Linked DNA regions of Homo sapiens: region 1 is linked to region 2. Evidence: chromatin loops called from intact Hi-C (ENCODE). Cell type or tissue: endothelial cell of umbilical vein. All regions are shown on one strand. Each heading gives the region's core, and the rest is flanking DNA. Links, peaks and the distances in the headings are about the cores only.

Evidence for each region. Peaks named below come from ENCODE experiments on the same cell type or tissue, not always from the same donor. Only the 100,000 strongest peaks of a DNase experiment are listed, where the experiment ranks them.
Region 1: a loop joins it to region 2, with 26 times the contacts of the local background. A loop is called at or near these places in 2 of 110 quality-filtered maps.

Annotation. Positions count from the first base shown.
Region 1 is chr14:68,770,620-68,773,424 of GRCh38, reverse strand. It overlaps LOC107984709 (a long non-coding RNA gene), which reads left to right. Exons shown (of 2, transcript XR_001750793.2): 2 at 1-109. Among named protein-coding and RNA genes, the nearest start is that of ZFP36L1, 21 kb to the left of the region's middle. In endothelial cell of umbilical vein, for the core only: no CTCF peak of the experiment used is centred there; a DNase peak (open chromatin) is centred at 1,534; H3K27ac peaks cover 1,189 bases.
Region 2 is chr14:68,198,167-68,200,971 of GRCh38, reverse strand. The region is part of intron 7 of RAD51B (RAD51 paralog B); the gene reads right to left. Among named protein-coding and RNA genes, the nearest start is that of RAD51B, 380 kb to the right of the region's middle. In endothelial cell of umbilical vein, for the core only: a CTCF peak has its summit at 1,114; a DNase peak (open chromatin) is centred at 1,051; H3K27ac peaks cover 1,030 bases.

The DNA of each region.
Region 1 (2,805 bases), core at 128-2,627, 570 kb before region 2:
GGAAACCAAGCTTTTTAATTTCAAATCCAATGCTCTTATCACAATACCTCACTATTAATCCCTAATCTGCCCAAATATTGCATTAAAAGGAAATGATTTAGGGAAGAGATTTGAGGGTTGTCTCCTTTGAAAGTATACTTTTAGAATTTTCCAGCCATTCTATTCAAGGCATCAACCCCAATTCCCCTTCTGTACATCCTCAATGAGTGACAGCTTACCTCCTCCAGCCCATACAGCCCTCCCCTCCCCACATAGGGCCAGTGTCTTAGCATCTTCCTCCCCGCCAACCACCGACTCTGGGTGGTGGGTGCCCAGTGTTGAGTCAGGGAACTTGGGAAGCTGCAGGGTTAACAGGCCCATCATCCCCTGCTGTTAATTTCACTAGAAGCACTGTTAGGGGAGAGCAATCTTACGGTGCCTATCTACCTACTATGCAGCAGGAAGTACATTTTGAAGATTAGTATTTTTTATCTTTCAAAACAACGCAAAGAAATTTTTGCTTGTCGCAGGTGTTTTCAGAGACAGCCCTGAATCTTCTAGAGATGTCTCCTCAGCAGGCTGTGGGTTTCATTGCTGAAATACAACCCTCATTATCTGAAAAGCTCATTGGGTATCTACCATATGTCCCAGGACAATGTGCCACGCTGGTGTTTTTCTCATGTATTATTAGATAACTTTCCTCATCTTTACATTGCTGTTAGGTTACACCCTCCTTGAAGCTCTTGTAGTAAATAATAGCACGTACCTACTATGTGCCAAGAGTGGGGCTCAGACAAGTGTCAGGCAAGCGAGGGGCCTAGTGTACAAAATTTAAGGAGGCATTCAGCTGCTGACCCTGAGACTGAGTGCCTGGTCCTTTGTGAGTGCCGCTGTCACCCTGGTCCCACCCTGGCCAGGTTCTTTTTTATTATTTTATTTTATTATTTCTTTTTTAGAGACAGGGTATCCCTATGTTGCCAGGGCTGGTTTCAAACTCTGGGTTCAAGCGATCCACCCACCTTGGCCTCCCAAAGTGCTGGGATTACAGGTGTGAGCCACCTCACCCAGTCTACCCTGGCTAGGTTCTTTACATATATATATATATCCTATTATCTTCACAATGGTCTCATTTTACAGATGGGCAAGACCTGAAGCATATGCTGGTTAAGAAGCTTGCCCAAGGTCACACAGCTGGTTCCAGCAACCTGCTGGTGAACACTGACATTATGGTATTTGGATTTACAACAGCCCTGAGAAGTAATTGGTCCTATATAATATTGGTTCATGAGCACTGATTGCTCGATTTTCAGGCATTTTGGAAATCAGCGGTTAAACACAGCCATTATTAAAGATGAAATTATATAAGCTTAATCAATTGTATTAAAAACAAATGTAATAACTACCCCAAACTCATCATTTCCTAGTTCTCCTGTGTTCCCTGTCCAAGGGCAAGGCAGAGTGGCTGCTGCTTTGGAGCAAAAAAAAAATCCCTTCTCTGTAGGGCAGGCAGAGGCAGGCTCCTCCCTGCACCAGCCGGAAGCCACTTCTTCCTGTCATTCTCCAGTGCGGATACACTGTAGGAAATGGCCACCAAGGCCGCAAGCAAGAAAAACACCCGCTTCCCATGCTCCCAACATGGGCGGTAGAAAGCGGTAGAAAGCTCCAGGCTGCAGCTCCCCGAGACCTCTCCCTGGGTTCGAGGAGAAACAGACTTTCCACTGAAGTGACACGCTGTAACCCACAGTTTGAATGTTTGGATGGGAGGAGCTTTCACCCTGAGGCTGGAGAAGCAGCCGGTCTACAAGAGAGAACTAGGCTTTGGGTACCTGAGAGGCCTGGGTTTGAATCTTGCCTCTGCCTGGGTGGCCTCGGTCAAGGCATTGAACTTCTCCTTGCCACGCTGGGTGGCCTCGGTCAAGACATTTTGCCACACTGGTTGGCCTTGGTCAAGGCATTTAACTTCTGCTTGCCTTAGTTTTTCCAGCTGTAAAACGGGAGAATACCCACCTTATGGACTCTTATGGAGTTGTTGTTGAAAAATCAAAGACATTGTGTAGAAAGCATTCTAAGACATACATGATGGAAGGCGTGGAATAAATGTGAAATGAGTGAATACCAATAACAGTTATGTGCCAGCCACCATGCTAGGCAAGGAGGATTCCAATGTGAGTGGACAGGAGTGCTGACTCCAGGACTCTCAGTGCAGAGAGGCAGGGAAACAGAGAAGGTGATGGTGGGAGGGCTGGTGCTTTGGTAGCAGCGTGGGGAAAGAGCAGGGAGCACCGGGGTGGGTTCTAACTTACCCTGCCCAGCCACTCTCAGAACAAGCATTTCCTGAGATCTACTATGTGTCTGTGGATATTACCCGGGGTGCAGCTATGACTATGACACAGTCCCTTTTCTTTCAGAAACAGCACTAACAGGCATGAAAGGTGAAATGATTACACAGGCAAGAAAACGCTTAAAGATCAAGGTAGAAGAAATTATAGAGCGAGGAATGTAGTGCCGGACCACTGGAGAGGGCTAAGTAGACAGGGAGGGGCCTCCATTCAGACTTGCTAGAGAGGCTGGCAGGTGAGGGTCCTCTGGGAAGGCCTGCAGTTCTTCTCTGGCTTGTTTTAGCAAAGTGGAGGAGAGGGGAGCGGCAGGGCTGGAGTTTGCCTTCTGCTGTGGTGACGATGCTCTGAGTGTCCAGCTGCTCTTCCCATCCTTGCTGCCGCTGGACTGCCTCTCTCCCTGCCACAGCTTGAGCCCAGGGCTGAAGCACCGCTGGACCTGTCTCCACGGGACCCTGAGGCCAAGCCAGAACACTAACTTGCCACAGTG
Region 2 (2,805 bases), core at 33-2,532:
TATAGAAAAAACCATGTGGATGGGCATGGTAGCTTACACCTGTAATCCCACTTTGGGAGACCAAGGCGGGAGGATTGCTCGAGTCCAGGAGTTTGAGACCGGCCTGGGCAACATAGCGAGACCTCATCTCTACTAAAAATAAAAAAAAAAATTAGCTAGGCATAGTGGCACATGCCTGTGATCCCAGTTACTTGGGAGGCTGAGGTGGGAGGATCACTTGAACCTGCAAGGTTGAGGCTACAGTGAGCCGTGATCACACCACTGCACTCCAGCCTGGGTGACAGAGTGACACTCTGTCTCAAGAAGAAAAAAAAATTATTGATTTATTTTACCAACTTCCTTCAAGTAAAATTGTATGCGTAAATTTACTTAGTTTTGTGTAAGCCATCACTAAAGCTGTCTTTGAGGCTCATAAAAGGAAGGGTCTCTGAGGATATTAAGTTAGAAGAGAACACATTTGCAAAATTATATTCCTCAGCATTTTTTGCTCTGTTCAAGAATTTTCCATAGTAAAATGTTATGCACATTTTTCCCAATTTTAAAATGAAGTTTTAGTGGGTAATACTTTAAATAAAAGCAATAACATAGCACTGTTCACTGCCTTCTCCAAGAATGACAAGCTCCATCTTTTCAAAGAGAGGTAAGAAGGAAGTGGTTAATATTGCTGTAATAATCCCCAAATCAAAGCCACCATTTGCACTGCCTATGTTCTTGGGCTCCCCCATGCCAGACGCTGAGATTGCCTTCATGGACAAGGAAGGTGCCACAAAAGAAATGATTAAAAAAAACTAGAAGACGATTACTCCTTTGTGTCTTCTGCCTGAGAGCCTGAAATCTGAGCAGAATTCATCTCTGTTTCTCTAATGAATTCCTCTGCTGCTGTCATGCGGTTAATTCTCCGCATTTTCTACTACCCTGATTATTAAATGAAAAAAAGAAAAAGCAAAAAGGAAAAGGAGCCAGCCAATATAAACATCAAAGGGTACTCCCACTTCTGTGGCATTCAGATATTTTCCAGAGCTCGACTGTGGGGACAAAAGAGATTGGCGGGTTGCTGGGGAGTTGTTTTCTGTTTCCTCTGGGAGACAATGGGCCAAACCTGCCAGACAACGCTACAGTGCAAGTAGGTGGCGTATCACCATGCAGCAAAGGTTTTCTCAGTGAAGCTGGATGTTCCCTTGGCTTAGCCAAGACAGACCCAAGCTATTATTGAATGGCAGTGGGTGGAAGATGAGACCCAGGCCCTCCCTAGAGGGAGAGTGGCTGTAGACATCCTCTATTGGGTCTCGGACCAAAGAACTGAAGGGGGAGGACGGAATGAGATGAAGGAGGGAGGCAACTTCAGAAACTTAAAACCAGCACATTTTCATTTCCTGAACCTAAAGCAAATAACTGTTTGTGGTATTCACTGGAGTCTGAGTTTTTTCTTTTGTCAAGCCTATAGACTCCACAAAAGACTGACTAGAAGATTGGTCTGAAGTTCTGAGACTGAATGGGAATAAATGTAAACTCTATTACATGAACACAAGAAAGAAAACTATTACAGGCCTAAGTTCAGGATGAAAGAATGAGCAGTCTGAATAAGAGTTCATGTGAAAAAGATCTAGGGGTTTTAGCTGACAGTGAACATTACATGAGCCAACAGTGTGACTTGGCTGCTGAAAACCCTGATGATATTTAAGGCCAGATTAGCAGAAGTATAGTGTTCAGAGTAAGGAAAAAAAATAGTCTTTCTGTGCTCTGCACTGGTCTGGACACAGTTGGAGTGTTGCTTCTATTCTGGATGCCAAAAGTTAAAGAAAATACAGAAAACTGGAGCATGTCAAAAGAGTCAGAGAAAGAGAAAAGATACAAAAATCATGTCATGCGAGGAATAAGTAGAGAAACTAGAATTGTTTCAACAAGAAAAAAGAATTCATTGGGCAGATTAGCTATCTACGAATAGCTGGAGGGTACTCTGTAGGAGAGAGGGCAAACTCATCTCCATGACTCCAAAGGGCAGACAACAGGCAGAAAACTAGCTCAATATAAAAAGAACGTTTCCAACAATTCAAACTGTCCCCAAATGGAATAGGGTGTTTTGTGTAACAGTTATTTCTCCAGCATTGGAAGAGTTCAAAGTCTAATGAACATTTGCCAGGGATTTGTAATTGAGCATTCCAGCATTAAGTGGGAGACTGGTGTCAATGTCTTATTAAAGTCTTTCAAACTTCAAGGCTGAGAACTGCATAATAATATAGAAATAATAATAAAAATCAAAGGTATCTATTATTGACTTAATATATCAGCCAAAAATTTATTCATAGTCATTCAAAATACCATCACAATCCTCTGCACTGAGAACCATAAGATATTTCTGAGTGAAATTAAAGGAGACCTAATCAATTGGGAGAGAAAACATGATCATGGTCATGGAAAATTCCATATTATTAAAGATGTCAATTCACCCTGAGTTCAACACAGATTCATTACAATCCCAGTGAAAACTTAATAGTTTTTTCTCAAAATTTTCAGGCTGAATCTAAAATTTATATGAAGTGCAAAATATTTATACCAAAAAAATTGATTTTTTAAAAAACTCACAAAGTCAGAGAACTCGCACTACCTGATATTAAGACTTAGTATAAAGCCTCAGAGCCTAAGCAACATAGGAGTGGTGTAAAGATAGCAAATCCTGCTGTGGAACGAAATGGAGAGTCCAGTTAGAGTAAAGCATATGCAGTAAATTGATAATTTTTACAAAGGCTCCAAGATAATTTAATAAAAAGAGAAAACCCTTCAAAAGATAGCTAGAGAACGCTGGAA